Regions from separate parts of the Mus musculus genome. Here region 1 is linked to region 2. Evidence: chromatin loops called from intact Hi-C (ENCODE). Cell type or tissue: gastrocnemius. All regions are shown on one strand. Links, peaks and the distances in the headings refer to the core of each region. The heading gives the core; the rest is flanking DNA.

Evidence for each region. Peaks named below come from ENCODE experiments on the same cell type or tissue, not always from the same donor. Only the 100,000 strongest peaks of a DNase experiment are listed, where the experiment ranks them.
Region 1: a loop joins it to region 2, with 2.3 times the contacts of the local background. A loop is called at or near these places in 3 of 42 quality-filtered maps.

The regions. Positions count from the first base shown.
Region 1 is chr8:18,813,328-18,821,664 of GRCm38, reverse strand. No RefSeq gene overlaps it. Among named protein-coding and RNA genes, the nearest start is that of Agpat5, 29 kb to the left of the region's middle. In gastrocnemius, for the core only: a CTCF peak has its summit at 3,666 (motif pointing right); a DNase peak (open chromatin) is centred at 3,698; H3K4me3 peaks cover 1,107 bases; H3K27ac peaks cover 1,149 bases.
Region 2 is chr8:18,919,936-18,928,272 of GRCm38, reverse strand. It overlaps a transcript of Xkr5 not described here. Among named protein-coding and RNA genes, the nearest start is that of Gm35934, 22 kb to the right of the region's middle. In gastrocnemius, for the core only: no CTCF peak of the experiment used is centred there; a DNase peak (open chromatin) is centred at 3,669; H3K27ac peaks cover 949 bases.

The DNA of each region.
Region 1 (8,337 bases), core at 34-8,033, 110 kb after region 2:
TCTCAATATGATTTTGTTTTCTGACTTGGGTGAGATGGAATTTCAAGGTAATGTAAACTTGCATTTCTCTGGTGGCTAGAGATGCTGAGCATTTGACAATGTTTCTCTGCCACTTGTATTTATTTTTTCTTTTATTATTTTATTATTTGTTACTTTCTTTTATTATTTATTATTATACCACATATCCCATGAAGCTCATGTGGAATCAGAGGACAACTCCTGCAGGCCAATTCTATATTTCTACCTGTGGATCAACCTGTGGATGACCTGTGGTCATCACCCTGGGTAGCCAGTGTCTTTTTGCATGAAGCTATTTCACCAGCTATTTCCATCAGCTTTGCAGAAAATAGTTTGATTTTGGTTCTTGTTTGGTTAAAATGCCTGTTTCCTTTCTTTCCCATCTTTACTTCTTTAGGTCACAATGAGGTCTTGAGAATTTTAACACTGGGATAATACTCTTATTAACCAGATTAAGAGGATTAATAATGTTACAAGATCTGGAGACTCTCCCTCTTCCCACCAAGACGTCTTCCTACTTAGCCTTACCTTCATCCGATCCTACAAGGAGACTTTCCTGTAACTAGGGATATCCATAACTAGAACCAAATTTATCTTGCACTATCACTAGCCTCTTAATGTCCATTTATTGCTCCCTCATAAGCTTATGGCTTCTGTCTGGATAACTGACTTCAGTGGCCTGCTGTGCGTGAGCTGACTCCCACAGTAAGTGAAGAGGCTCTAGCAGGCCTCAGTATGGCAAACACTGGACACAGATGTGGCCTCTTTACCCGCTTCCCTGCCCCTTGCTAAAAATGTTACATTTCTAAAGCTAGCCCCCAACATCTGTTGCCTTAGTTGGCCACTGACTTGCTCCTGAGATGAAGCACCAAGATCCAACAATCAAAACTCATTGTCTACCATGTCCAAACAGAATTACCAACTCACCCCAGAACGGACACCCCCTTTCTCCTTAAAAGCCCACTCCTACAAAGATGCTCTCTCTTGCTGTTCAGCTTTTCTTGCTTCCTTGCTCTTGCTGCTGCCCCTTTGCCCCTGTTCCTGCCCCACTTGTCCCTCTAGGGTAACAAATCTCCTTTGTGTTAAGAATTGGGTATCTGGGTATGTCCTGTACCAGTTCTGCTATGGGGCTGGGTTTTGTGGACGACCTTCCTTTCAGTAAGGCCTCTATGGGTTCTGTGAGTTGTTTAATGTTTTCTGTCGTTGCTTGAGACACAGTATTTCTGTGTAACCCTAGCTTCCCTGGAATTCACTATGTAGACCAGGTTAGCTTTGAACTCACAGAGCTCCACTTGCCTTTTCCTCCTGAGTGCTGGCATCAAAGGTGTGAACCACCAAGCCTGGCTTATTATCTTAAAGTTTTCCTCTTCCTCAGCAACTGTGTTCCTTTGGATATTGGCTTGTCCCACTGACCCTTTGCTCTGTCCCAAGGCTTGCTTGTGGGAAGGTTTCTACGTCTTCAAAGTACACTGTTGAATTGCATTTGTGCCTCTGTCCCTATTTTAGACTCCTGCATGTCATTCACCGTGTCTCAACTTTTGCGTTCCTTCAAAAAATTACGTAAAACACATTTTGATGTAGCCCGGCCTTGAACTCACTTTGTACCATACCAGAGACTGAGGCTGACATTGCATTTTTAGCTCTGGTGCCTCAATTTTCCCAAGTGCTGATGTGTTCTATTTTGAAGATGATGCTGAGGAGTGAACCCAGGGCTTCGCGCATGCTCCTGGCATTCTATCGAATAACTTCCATGCTCAGGCGAAAAAAGCTTCCAAAGAATAGAACGAATGTGTGAAACTACAGGCTTGTTTAGAGGATCAGCACACCAGACAGCAATCTCTTCACTCGTTTGCCTGGCTTCCCAAGCACTTCGTCCACTTCAATAACTTGAAGCTCTCCTCCTTAGCTCATTGGAAATGTCTGTGCCAGCAGTACCAAGAAAATTCATAGAGCTATGAGTGCTTTCTCCAGATAGCTGCATTCCGCAAACCTGAAACCGTACTCACCAAGCAGCCCTGACTGCTGTCTTCCACCTTGTGTTACTGTGGTCTGGCCCCTGGAGATGACTAACTACATGTATTTGTCTGTTTGTAAGTGGCTTGCTTCATTTAGTTGAATGCCCTTGAGTGGGTGAAATACTTGTATCTGGTTTACAACTATATGACCTTCCTCCTTGTATTATGGTCTTCTTAAAAATCAGAAGTGGGCCTGGAGAGATGGCACCATGATGAAGAATACTTGCTCCTCCCTCAGAGGACCAGAGCTTGGTTTCCAGCACCCAGGCAGGGGGCTCAATTGCCTATAAGTACAGCTTCACCCAGATGATTCGGTGCCTTCTTCTGACCCCTGCAGGCACCATTACAAGCAGAGTGCATGTGCACGGGCACATGCACATGCACATGCACCACACACACACACACACACACACACACACACACACACACACACACACACTTTTTTAACTTAAAAAAAAAAAAAGTAAGAATCCATTATGCTGAATTCTTAGTTTAAATGTCTCTGAGGTTCCATGACAAATGCTGTTCAATGATGAAGAGAAGAAAAAATGAGTTGTGCAATGGATGTTTGTTTTGCAAAACACTTCAGGTAAATATACAGACAGAACTTAATACAAAAAAAAATAGGCAACTTAAAAATGGAGAAAATATCCTAATATATTTCATCATAGAAAATACACAGAGGTGAATAAGCATCCAGAAGGCACTTATCAATGTGTACCAGGAACTATAAATTAAATGCAGCCATGGCATTCACTGAACACTTATGAAAAGAGCACACAGATGCCCCCAGCTCTGGCATCCCCTGCACATGTATGAGAACAGCCAAGCACAGAACACTGATGCCCCCCAGCCTTGGCATGAACTGCACATCCATGAGAAGAGCCATGCACAGAACACTGATGCCCCCCAGCCTTGGCATGAACTGCACATCCATGAGAAGAGCCATGCACAGAACACTGATGCCCCCCAGATGCTGTTGGGCAGCAATAGAAACACTCCCTTGTTGCTGATTGGAATATATTCCGAAATAGCCCTCGTGGAGGAGAGTCTGGTAGTTTCTTGGGAAAGACAAGAACCACAGAGGCCACCATTTATGAATAGTTGACAGGGGTTTCGGGGGGAGGAAGATGAGTAGGTGGAGAGTCGGGAGATTGGGGCAGAGAGAAATCTATTCATTTGTAAAACATTTAAGATGTGGCTTGTGTCATTTTCTACTTGCCCAAACCTGTGGAGTGCCCAACACAAGCAGTGACCCTTAATTTAAACTGTGGGCTAATTTTAATCAACATATTAGAACTGTAACCAATACAACCCACAATCTTGCTACATTAAGAACAGAGGAAACTGACAGTGCTAGGAACATTATTTGTTTTTTTTTTTCTTTCTGTTGTTGTTGTTCAATGTTTTTTCAATTTTGTCCAATATTTTGCTCAATATTTTCTGTAGCGCTAAAAGTGCTCAAATACTCTGCTTCAAAAATCACCAGTATCTTGAGCGTCTCTTACTGATCTTCTTTTGTCCACCTTTAAACAAAACACAGCAAACCCAGAACCTGATTTGGGGCCGTATGAACCTTCCCTTTCCTCTGCTTACTTAGCTGCTGGTTCCCTTCCTTCTCTGTTGAAAATAACCACCAGCAGAGGTTGCTAGCAGGCAGGCATTGGACATGCTCAGAGGCCTTTCTGTGGGACTCTGCTCCGGCTTCCACAAGCCAGCAGCACCAGCAGAGAGCACTTCAGTGTAGGATCTTACCCGAGGTCCTTACAAGAAGGTCCCATGCGCATTCTCAATGCAGAAGACAGACTTTTTGAACTCCCGGTAGCTGGGCCAGCACCTCTTTCTCTAGGAGGTGTTGTGAGGGAGATGAAGGCAATGCATTTCTTCACACCCCCACAGTGGCCTGACAAGAGAAGGAAAGAAGAGTACATTTGTTTCACTTCAGAACTGATGAATGGTTAATTTAGGCTTAATTTTGTGTTTTAGAAGAACATTCCCAGGGACATGAGAAAGTGGGCAAAATATTAACAGCCTGCTTCCTTTGAAAATGTCTCTTTCAGAAATATGTTTACATGTAAGAGTTTAACTGCATACACTTATGAAATCCTTTTATTCTCAGGTTTGTTTCTAATATCTGCGGGACACTCACGGTTGCTGGAAGGCTCATTAGCCATTCTGTCAGGGTCCCGTAATAAACTTCTGAATGTGGTCTTGCTCTATTCCCAAAGGTTATCCAAGAAGGGAAGTAGAGAATGTTCTTTTAGAAAGCATGAAGTGGGAAAATGTCTAAAGCTATTTATAGCAGCACTCAGCCATGGAAACCCCAGACTTCGCGTCTATTTATAGCTAGTCTTTGGGTTAAAAGGGTGAAACCAGAAATCTTGAAAATGCCGCTGCTTTTACCCCACACTGAAGACTGATCAGCTGTCTCTCTGTGGCTGTGATAACCAGAGACTGGCTGGAGCGACTCTGGAAGAGGCAACACATACATCTTGAGCTAAAAACATAGGTTTGTTCAATCAAAAGAGCAACTTTCTCTGATTACGGGATTATTACTTGAGTGTCTTAAGTTTGCAGGCTGCCTTTGAATTGGAGTCGGTCTGTGATGTGTGCGACTTCTAACACGAGGGAATGAGACTGGGTTTATGAAACCAGATACCAGCAGTGAGTTTCCGACACTGGTCCCTCATCTGGATAGAAGGAAGGCTGGGAAAAAAAGCCCTCCAAACATGACTCTGTGTGTGATACGTATGCATGTGTATGCATGCTTGTTGTATGTGTACTCTGTGCATTGTGTATGTTGTGTATATCTATGTTAATATGTGTGTGTGTGTGTGTGGTGTACACCTGCATGCACATGTGTGTGTGTGCTGTGTTTGTTTGTTTTGTATGTGTGGTACATATGTGGTGTGTGGCTGTGTGCACATGTGTATATGGTGTGTAGGACAGGTTGAGTTTGGGTGCTTCTTCATATCCTATCTTTGCAACAGAGTCTCATAGAGCCTGGCCCTCACAGACTCAGCCAGCCTGGGTGGCTCGTCTTCATCTCTCTTGTTCTGGGGTTTTAGATATGTGTTACTGTACCTGACTTTGTATGGAGATTGAGACTCTGGGTCTGCACACTTGCATGGCAAATCCTTTACCAATAGAGTTCTCTCTCCAGTCCTCTCAAACCTTCCTCCGAGTCTTAACACGTTTCTAACATCCCCCCAGGCCATAACAGCAAGCTCAGCTGAGACCCTAAATGCACAGCATAGGATTTGTACAAACTCTATAATCACTGGACCTGAGGAATTTGTGTGCTTGTTTCTTAATATGTTGCTGCGAGGGGAACAAAGACCAGGTCAAAGGTCACTGCTAGAGTACCTGACATTCCCGGGTAAGGACAGTAATGAAATGAGGTGGGGGATGTCTTTCCAGCCAGGATCAGTGGCTTCCTTGAGATATTAACATGCTAAGAATGAATGATGTTCTAAACAAAGGAAAACGCAAACGTCAATGGCAATGTAGACGTGGATGGAACAGAAAAATCTTGAGATGAATAAGAATGGGTCAGTGCAGCCATGAGAACAGAGCCAGATATCACGTTGCTGGTAACAGCTGGGTCCTTACAAGTGTCCACTTATGACCATTACTTGTGCCAATCAAATAGGGCTTTCACAATCTAGTCAGCTTCTTTCTGCCCGGGTTAGACAGTAAGGTCAGACCCTGAGTATACAAATGCATCTTTCAGCTACAACTCCCTTTTCTTCTGCCTGGGTGGCATCACATAAGAACATGCCAGCCTCTTCCTGAACCTGTCACCGTCACACCCTTTGAAGCTGGGGTAGCTTCTTTACTGTCTCCCTGAGAGCACCAGTAGCATCAGTCCTGTTTGTCTCCTAGTGACCTCAGTTACATGCTATCTTATGTCACCTCTGACGCCATTGCCCTTCCTTTATAAAGCACTTGTTTCCTGTGGCCACCCTGGTATGTTCCCAGCAGTCTTGCCTTGTCTTGTTGAAGCCACGTGGTTTCCAGGAAGCCAGAAGGAGCTGGTTTCCATTCCACAGAAGGAGCTGGAATGGAGCTGAGTATTTGGAGACCCACAAGAACTAACTCTTGACTGCACACAAAGACAGAACGATAGAATCACAGTGTCCGTGATGCTCAGGTCACAACTCCCATGGCATATTATTCTTCATAGAAACATGAAGTTCTCTGCTAAGGAAGACAAGTGCGGTGCTGCCACGCCTGGGGCGGGAGGAGTCATTTCCCAGGAAGGAAAACGGTTTCGTGGATTCCTGTGAATGACCTTGAGGCAGAAGCCCAGTGAGCTTTGACGTCCTGGGGAAACTGAGGCTTTCATCAGGTAGAGCCCAGTAATACCTTCAGGTTTCTAGGCGAGGCATGTGGATCTTGCACTTTTCGAATTTCCTTGAAGGTCGCACACTTTTGCCACAACGCTTGTCATTTACCTGGCATGAAGTTCCTTTCACAACATTCTGCCCCATCCCCACTGGAGATCTGTTTAGGACTCCGGCAGGATCAGAAGATGTGTCCAGTGCAAATTCTAACTCATGATTTCCTCCTTTCCCTTTCGCTCCCTCCCAGTGCTACCAAGCAAAGCCAGGGCCTTGCATATGCAGGAGGCGCGTGCAAGAAAAGATGTGGCATGTCCAGATTATATATATATTTAAAGACAAGGTCTCACTGTGTAGCCCAGGATGTCCTTGAACTCTCCATGCAGCCCATGTTTTCTCTGAATTTATAATCATCCTGCCTCCACATCTAAGTGCTGCTGTTATGGGCAAGTACCACCATGTCTAGCTAAATCCACGATGATCTGTCTCCCCAGCCTCCTAGTCTCTTCTTCCTATTTAGGAAGGTAAAACTAATCCTCTCCATCGGCTTTCCCTCTAATCCAGGCCCGACAGCGAGTCAGTCCCATTGCCCCTTGCATTTGCAGTTAACTTTACTGCTGCTGCGATAAAGCACCAAGACTAAAACAACCTAAGGGGGAATTTACTTTGGCTTATAATTCCAGAAGATTAGGAGTCGTGATTGCAGGGTAGTCGGGCAGCAGGTGGCTGGGGCAGGAAGCTGAGAAGATCCACTGTGGAGATAGGCAAAGGTCTACCCCCTTCTCATAGAGCACAAACAACACACCAAAGTGCTGTTCCCCCTAGAGTACAACTTGAGGGACTAAAGAGTGTATTGGGCTTATTTACAGAGCGTGAGTGAGGGATTACTTACAGGATCGTGGGTGGTCCCAAAGCAGCTGTGGTACCAGGAAGTCCCAGCATGGATAACGATGGATAGCCATGGGGTGCAGAGATGGACTTCATCTTTTAGTTACCCTCCCACAGCCTGTACATACATGCCAGCACCCAGAGAGAATGAGGCCATGTGTGATTGGGACACAATTTCATGCAAATGTCTGGGAAGTGCAGAGGGTCCAAAAACTCTCTACTCCTTTCTTGGACAATGGGCAAGCCCAAACTTGGGGGATTCATGAGAACGGGGTTACAGCTGTTCCGATGAAGCTGACGGCTGTTCATCTCGGAGGATCCTCTTCTTGGTACATTGTATTTACTAAAGTGTTTCTGGTTGACCACATTAACAGTGGAATCCTGAGAACTCCGCTGGTCCTGTCGCTGGCTGTGTTGCTGAGCCAAAGCTTTAAGTGGGAATGTAATAAACACAGGGGCATGCTCCTTGCAGGCTGAGGAGCTCCCACTGTGAACCACTGCACCCCCTCTCTGTTCCTGCACCTCTGATTGTATTAGCACAATCCAATTTAGATGGGATGTGGAGTCCTTGACACAACTTTAACTTTTCTGAAGTCTACCCTCTATTAACATTTATTTGCCTCTATTCCTGGCTTGGAAAAATTTTTGTCTATTTCATTTAAAGTATGCAGCCATAGTGTTCAATTCATTTATTATGTTTGTCCCCAAGGGGCAGCTTATCTTGTTAGGCAGAATAAGCATTTGTTACTTGCTAATTCTATGCAACCTCGGAGTTAGCATTTCATTTGGAGACTCACATGGTAAAATGTAAATGTATTGAATTGGGCTAAATCTGCTTGGCTCTCTCTCTCTCCCCAGTCTCTATTAGTTACTGAGGTTTAACTGTTGCCTGCTGGCAAGCTTCTTCAGGAGGTATTTTGAAAAGGAAATTGCATTCTAGATGCAGGGACCGCTTGGGGCTGGAATACTTTGGATTTATGAGGGTGTAGTTTTGGTGCCAAGGCATGTCCCCTCCTGCACATGGGTACTGTCACAGAGATATCCCTGGGGTGATGGGGAAGGGTGGGTGGCTG
Region 2 (8,337 bases), core at 253-8,252:
AATAGAAATAGGCTTACCATGCCCTCAACGGACCTGCTTTTATAAATTCTTTTTAAAAGGTTCAATACACATTTTCTATCACTGCTATGGAGTCAGCAGACAAGCCACGATCCAATACTTGTGGTTTTTACACTGTGAGATTTTAACCTTCGCTGGTTCGATATGCTGCTTCTTTTAGCCATGTTCTGCCTGCCAACTACCAAATGTCAGGGCTGATTGCAGCACTTAGAAAGGCAAACAGATGAGTTTAAGAGTCCTGTGTCCACCCTAGGCAGAACACATCAGCTCCTCAGATTGGCCCTGCATTCTTTCTCTTCTTTGTCTCTTTCATTTTTGTTTTTCTTAAGATGTATTCATTTATTTTATGTGAGTACACTGTTGCTCTCTTCAGACACACCAGAAGGGGGCATCAGATTTCATTACAGGTGGTTGTGAGCCACCATGTGGTTGCTGGGTATTGAACTCATGACCTCTGGAAGAGTAGTCAGTGCTCTTAACCACTAAGCCATCTCTCCAGCCCCTTTGTCTCTTTCATTATTGCAGAAAAATATATGTATATTGCAGCTAGGAAGGGCACAGCAAAGCCACACTTTGTACAGCAGCCCAGGATGCCAAGCACATAAGATGGCTCTGTGTGTGTGTGTGTGTGTGTGTGTGTATGTGTGTGTGTGTGAGAGAGAGAGAGAGAGAGAGGACAGGAGGGACTGGCTACAGTGTAATGCTGCCAAGCAGGACATAGCTCTTTGTAGTCTAGTGTACTCTCTCAAGTGTCGGACTGTAAGGCTCCTTCTGAGCCCTTTCCTGAGTTGGTTTCAGGCTAAAAGCTCATCAGTTAGCCATAATGGGGCCAGTTAAATTTTATTCTTTTTTTATTCTTTATAATTCTGTGCATGTGGATGTTTTGCCAACATGAATGTCATACACACCATATGCATGCAGTGCCCTCAGAGGCCAGAAGGAGGTGGCAAATCCCCTGGAACTGAAGTTGCAGATGCTTATAAATTGCCATGTGGATGCTGGGAATTGAACCCGGTCCTTGGGAAGAGCAGTCAGTGCTCTTAACCACTGAGCCATGGTGCCAGTCTGAACTTGACTTTAAAATTCAGCCCAATTGCTTTTTCATTGTTTATTTATGTTTTTGTTTTTAGACAGGGTCTTAGTTAGTCCAGGCTGAGGATATAGATATAGATATAGATATAGATATAGATATAGATATAGATATAGATATAGATATAGATATAGATATAGATAGCCAAGGATGGCCTTGACTTCTGATCCTCCTGTGTCCAGCTCCTCGGTGCTGGGATTTCGGGTGTGTTTCACTTCCGGTTTGTATAGTGCTGGGGAGCAAACTAGGGCCTCACACTTCTAGACAAGCATGGTACCAACTGAGCTTCATCCCCAGCCCACTCCGATAGACTGTTTGCTGTCTAAATTTGATCCTGACTTCCATCCTGCTTAGGATAACTGATTTTCCCAGTTCTCTGGGACTTCAGGGTTTCCTGAGATGGGGGATTTTAATGCTAAAAAGACCAAAAAAGGCTGGGAATTCACCAGAAGGCTAATTCTGCTGAATTTGTTTTTACCTTACTATAAGCACCAGTTCGGAAGACAAGGGAAATGCTTCCGGCTTTAAAAGTCAGGTGTGGTAGAGCATTTCTGCAATCCCAAAATGTTAGAGCCTGAGGCAGGAGCAATGTATATCAGAGCCAGGTTATAATTCGCAGTGAACCCTGTCCAAAAGAAAAAAGGAAGTAGAGGCCGTGGGTGTAAAGATAGCTTATCAGTTAAGATCACACACTGGCCTTACAAAAGACCCATATCCCGGATTGGTAACAGGGCTCACAGTCACCTATGACACAGATTCAAAGTGGATCCCATTCTGGTCTCTGAGAGCACCTGCATTTATGTGCACACAACCTCACACAAACATATACATAATACTTTTGTGTTTGTTTTTGTTTTTTGTGGCAGGGTTTCTCTGTGTATCCCTGGCTCTCCTGAAACTCTCTGTAGACCAAGCTGGCCTCAAACTCAGAGGTCTTCCTGACTCTGCCTCCTGAGTGCTGGAACTAAAGGCGTGCCCCATCACCACCCCAGCATCATACACATAGTTTTGAAGTAACAAACACAATATTTTTTAAGCAGTAGATGAGACAAGTTCTCTGGGCCAGCTCCTGTACTCCATCCACCCGGTCCATGATGACTAATGTCACAGATATCACTGGTTAAGCTACAGTGTGGCAGCTCTGAGAATGACAGCCCTAATCCAAAGTTTAAATTAACAGCTTGGAGGAGGAAATCCCTTGTGGAAAGGTACCGTGGAAAAGTCCACAAAGATACAGGTTCATTACAGCATCCCTGTCAGGGTTTCCAGGGCGCATGGAACCTGGGTCTTGGTGGAGCTCAATTCTTTCCAGCTGCCGTAAGAGACAGGTTTTGGGGGTTGTTTATACATTGGCAAGGCTGGGGTGGAGGAAGGGATGGGATGGGGAGGAGGGGTGGGAGCACCATAAACAACAGGATCTGCTCCTCGAAAGCCCCTTCAAACAGAAAAAGCAATGTGACACCGTTGTCACCAGCCCACAAATTCACGCTTTATAATTGACACTTTTTTTATAGGTGACATTGGATAAATTAAAGAGACTCCCTTTTTTTTTTTTTTTTTTCCCTTACGCCTGAAATTTGACCAAATAGTGAAGAAATGAGCTCAGGGCTCTCTGCTACTCAGTATTGTAAAAAGCAACACAGTAAAGGCGCCCAAGCCACTGCTACAGTCCCCAAGGCTAGAGCTTCCCCTGGGTTTCCCCAACGGTCTAACAGCCCTCGCTCTGGTGCCATGAGATCATGTACAGACACCTCACGGTCCTTGATGGCCCAGGAACGGCACAAAGATGGGAGGTTTTTTGTTTTTTTTTTTTTTCACAGTCCTGGGAAATGAAGACACAGTTCCTTCTCAGAACATGCAGGTTCTCAGGGAGCCCAATAAAAAGACCCCATAAAGCAAGCAACCGAACTCTCCAACAGGATGGGAGGGCCTAGGCACCAAAGGAGAAGGGTTTGCCCGTAGTTTGTTTGGTTTCCGTCACAGCCATTACAAAGTGGATGGCAGCGTCTCTCACTATTTAGGTGCAAACTAGCACTCTGAGTTGCAAAAGGTTGCAGGTTTTCAACACATTTGTTTGGTTCTGTGGTCATTGGAGAACACTGTGCAATAGTGGAAATAGCCGATTGTTCTGTATAAGGAAGTACACGGGCGCAGTTGAATGCTGTGCATTCAAGAGTGCGCTCACGATTGTAGTAACACATTTCCAATAACTTATAGCTGAAAGCTTTCTCTGGCTTAGCTTGACTTGGGTTTGAAATAAGCAGCCAGCTTGCTTCCTTCTCTTGTGTAACTCGTGGTAACACTGAGTCCTGATTCTAGGCTACAAATAAACCATTCTCATGTGGAGAAGGAATTAGCTGAGGTGTCAGCTCACCCTTGAGAGACCTAATTAAGACGTTCCGCGGTAAGCTGCTGAAGAGGGCTTTGGGTGTGTTTCAGTCAGTTTGCTCTCAGAGCTAAGGCTCCTCACACTCTTCTAAACTCGGATTGCTGGTAGCTTTACACACCATGGAGATTCTGAGCTAACAACAGGCCTGGTGCCATCTGCCACTAGGTGGCGCTCGCGCACCTCCCCTCTTGTTTCCCCTTCTAACTCAATTGAGGAGACCCAGGGCCTCTGAAGTGTAAGCTTGAGGGGCTGATATGTATGCTCAGAAATACCTGCGTGGATAGCACAAACGTCTTGCTAAAAGCTAAGCACTTGCAGGACAATTTGCATTTTTCCAGCAAGTTGCCAGCCCTCTCTTGTTGGGATCTGGCTCTAAAGGTCCATGAAGATAAATTAATGCTAGAACGTTAACATCCATTTTCCATAACATAACATCCATTTCTACCTCCAACAGCAATCTACCTGACAGTCAAAGTCAGCAATGAGACAATCACCCGGTTACTTTAACACCAAACTTAACTTAGTGTTCATGAGCTAGACTCCTTACTGGCTATGTACAGCAGAGTCCAAAAGCCCAGGTCTTACCAGAGCCAGGTTTACTGATGCACACAGCTCCTATTGCTGTGTTCATTAAGAAAAACAGTCGGGGAGCATAGCACTTACCTTTAATCCCAGAACTCCAAGACAAACGCATAGATCTCTATGAGTTTCAGTTTCAGGACAGCCTGGAGTTTCAGGCCAACCAGGGCTACATAGCAAGACCCGGGAGGGAGGGAGGGAGGGAGGGAGGGAGGGAGGGAGGGAGGGAGGGAGGGAGGGAGGGAGGGAGGGAGGGAGGGAGGGAGGGAGGGAGACAGTCTTGTTATGTCTTTGCAGACAGTGGGATGTTATCCAACACAAAAAGGAATGGGACCATCAAGCCACAAAAAGACATGGCAGAAGTGGACGTGCCAATCACTGAAGGAAGGAAGCCATAGGAAAGGCCTTCTGCTGCATAATTTCATTAGACATTTTAAGAAAGACAGGGACTGGTCCAGTGCCTGCAGAACGCAACACACCACCTTCTAGGCAGAGTGTGTAGGTAATCACACAATAGGGAAAGCATCTCGTGCTGTATTTGTGCAAAGCCTCGGGTTTATAATACTGAGAGTGACCAACACTACTGAAAACAGTGATTCTGAGATACTGTTGTGTCCAAAGACTGTGAGCCTCAGACGGAGATGTTCATAACCACAGAGGCTGTGTGTACAAAAGAAGAGGACTTACCTGTGCCCTTTGCATCTTTGGTCCAATTCTTCCATGAATCTAAAATTACCATAAATAACAAACTGTAACTTTTAAGAAACTTCATAATTAAGTTTTCTCAGCCATATCACACAACCTGCTCTTGTCCACTGAAGTGTGTGAGTGGGTGTCTTTGTGTGGGAGCGCTGGGCATGCCGTCCAGACATAGGCCATTCTTACTACTTTTGGTTAGAGGGAGATTCCCATAGAAAGGTTGATTCACATATTGGAGACAGAACAAGACGTGGAACTCAGGCCAATGAACTCCAGGGTAATGCATCGAACCCCAAGAATAGACTTCAGCAGATACCTGCATGCAGAGCCAACTCACTCAGGCTTGGCTCCAGACAAGCCCACATGTTTAGAGCTAACATGAACCATGAAGGTTGGAGACACCGCTGTGTCGTGTGTATACATAGATGAGCCTCATTGTCCTCAACAATGGTACATACGAGAGGGAACAAAAAGCCCCTACGTGCGTGTATCTATGTCCCTTTGGGCTCAATCAGGACACCCCAAACATGGGTTTATTTGAAAAGAAGTCAGGGTAAGTGGGGTCAAAATGATAAAAGCGCCTGAGACACCACACAGGACATCTCCCTACATCTAGTCCTGTGAGCCCACACATCACACCGAGGTTTGCTGGCCTGGGCTCACCACCCTACTCTGACCCTGACAAGGTCCATAACTTCAGCAAGGGTTGACGTTTCTGTGTGAAACTTCCCTTCCTCTAAGCTGGGATGATCATGACAGACACTGTCTTAGGACCATCCAAGATCCATGTCAGCTTTTTAGTGAAGTCTTTACTTGGCCCAGATTGAGACTACATTGTATTCACATGTATTCACCAGTGTCCCTCTCAGGCAGTAGGAAGGCCTCCCTCTGAGAGAGCTATGTGAGCTATGAGTGCATTGGCTTCACCATGTCATTTAAACACATATCCAGGACTGGAGATGCCGCTCAGTCAGTTGACTCCTTGCCTAACATGCACAAAGCTGTAGGTTTGAGCCCTGGGGATTGCATAATCCTAGAACTTAAGTGGAGATGGGAGGATCAGAATTTCAAGGTCATCCTTAGCTACATAGCTTGGGCTGAATGAGACCCTATCAGTTGGGGAAGGGGAAGAGAAGGGAGATGGGGAGGAGAAGGGAGGGGGAGGGGTGGGCGAAGAAAGAGGTTGAGGTCTCTGGACTGAAGGTAAACAAAAGGAGCCTAGAACTTTCTTCAGTGAAAAGCTATGGTTTCTTCAGAGAGTTCCTGACGTGCTTTTTCTTGTTTTCCTTCCTGGTTTGGGGGCAGGAGGAATGAAACATGGCCTCCCCATGATCTCAGGGCAGTCACCAGTCAACTATGATATATTTACTGAGAAATTTTTAATAAATAAACCACAGCCTTGAACCCATGTGGCCTTATAAACCAGCCAGTTCTCATGGGGCAAGTTCGGGGGCTTTTATGAAGCAGTACTCCGTTCTCATGAGAATTTTATTAGGAACTGGAGACTCGAAATGCATGGAGCAGGAAATTTATGAGGCTGTATCGGAGCTCTTCCTTTCATTTTGTCATCCGGGTTAATTTACTTTGCCATCCTATGTTGATTTACTTTTGTAAGTTTCAGTCCTGAACACCGTCCCGGATTTCTCAGCAAATTTAAGCCGGCTAATTGATTTCTTGAACTTTCTACTTTCCATTTCTTACCCTCAGAGTCAGATGGATAATTATTGATAGTCTATAAAAGAAAGTTCTCGGAGTCTATGGGAAACACAAATGACTAGACAAAAATATGGCCTCGGCAGGTCTTCCCAAACATCCAAGGGATAAACAAGAACCATGGTGGGAAATGTTTTTTACAACCGCAGACAATCCTTCACATCCCTAACTATTCTACTTGATCGTTTCTTCAAGTACTGTGTTAATTGTGCTTTTGCGAAAGTACCCAGTTAAAAAATCTCACTCGCTCCCCCTCCCCTCCAAAATCCCTATTGTTTATCATCTTGTAACCCAACTTGGAAACAGCCCAAACCCAGAATAGATGTTTGTCCTGCTGAAGTGTAGAGGAAGTGTCCCAACACGTTTCTGCTCTGGGCCTGTTCCAGTGTTTCAGAGACCTCCCTGTTAATGGTGTGAGGGACGACGCCAGGCCAGCTTGGCCTTGGCTGAAGTCTTTAAGTGTGAGTGAGTGACACAAGAACCAGCTCTCTATTAACTATCTGACCCCTGGTCATTGTTTGCACCTGATTCCTGGGTAGCATGCACACCAAAGGTGGCATTTCCCAGTTTCTGTATTTGTTCTTTGGCTGTGATGGTGTTTTTCCAACCAGATCCTTGCCTTGAGTTCAGGAAGTTGCTACAGTGACCTGGCTGGATTACTTTAATGTCTTCTAGCCAGTGCTTCAATGCTTAGACATAGATTTTAGAAAAGAAACTATGTATGTATGTATGTATGTATGTATGTATGTACACACACATATATTATATAGTTAATATTGTCAGTGTGGTAGGATCTAGAATTCCCTAGGAGACGAACCTCTGGGCAGGTCTTTGAGAGAGTTTCTATAATGAGAAGACCCACTATAAATGCAGTGATGCCCGCATCCCATGGGCTGAGGTCCCCGACTGAAGGAAGGAGAACCTGAGCCGAGTGTCATCCTTCAACTATGCTTCTTGATGGCAGATGCCATGTGACTAGCCACTTCAAGGTCCTGCTGCTATGCTTTCCCCATAGTGATGGGTTGTTCCACCCCCGCGAGTCAACACAAGCCCTTCCATGCCTACATCTTCTCACCAGGTATCTTGTCTTAGCAACGAGGAAAGGATCTAATTCAATCTTCTTAAGAGAAGTTTGGGCTGGAGAGATGGTTCAGTGGTTAAGAGCACTGTCTGCTCTTCTAGAGGTGCTGAGTTCAATTCCCAGCAACTACATGGTGGCTTACAACCATCTATAATGGGGATATGATGCCTTCTTCTGGTGTGTCTGAAGACAGTGACACACCTGACACTCACATACATTAAATAAATAAATAAATAAAAGTCTTTTTTTTATTAAAAGGGGGGGCTTTCAAGAAGGCACACATAGTGCTGAGTTTCGGGGCCCTCCTGGAGGGGCCCTCCTGGAGAGCACCATTGTATTGGAGAGATGCTTTGAGAGACAATTAAACCTACAAGAAGACACTCCTGGCCACAGGACAACTGGAAAAAAAGTGAAAGAGACAACAGGGATATGCCTTGACATGTCTCTTAGAACAGGCAAACCCAGAACACAGAGAGCACTGGGTAGTGCGGGCATGGACACTCCCACATTGAAGGCAGGAGAGCAAAATGAAGCAGACTCTTTGGAAGATGGGTTGGCAATTTCTCATACAACTAAGCACTTGTCAGCTTCAGGATCTGCACTTGTGTTTCTGGACGTTTACCCCAGGAATTGAGAACTACTGTGTACACGAAAAACCTACACACAGGGATGGAGTTACAGCTCAGTAATGAAGTGTTTTCCTAGCATGTGCAAGGCCCTGCAATTCCTTGCACCCCACAAATATACATGTGTGTGTGTATATATATA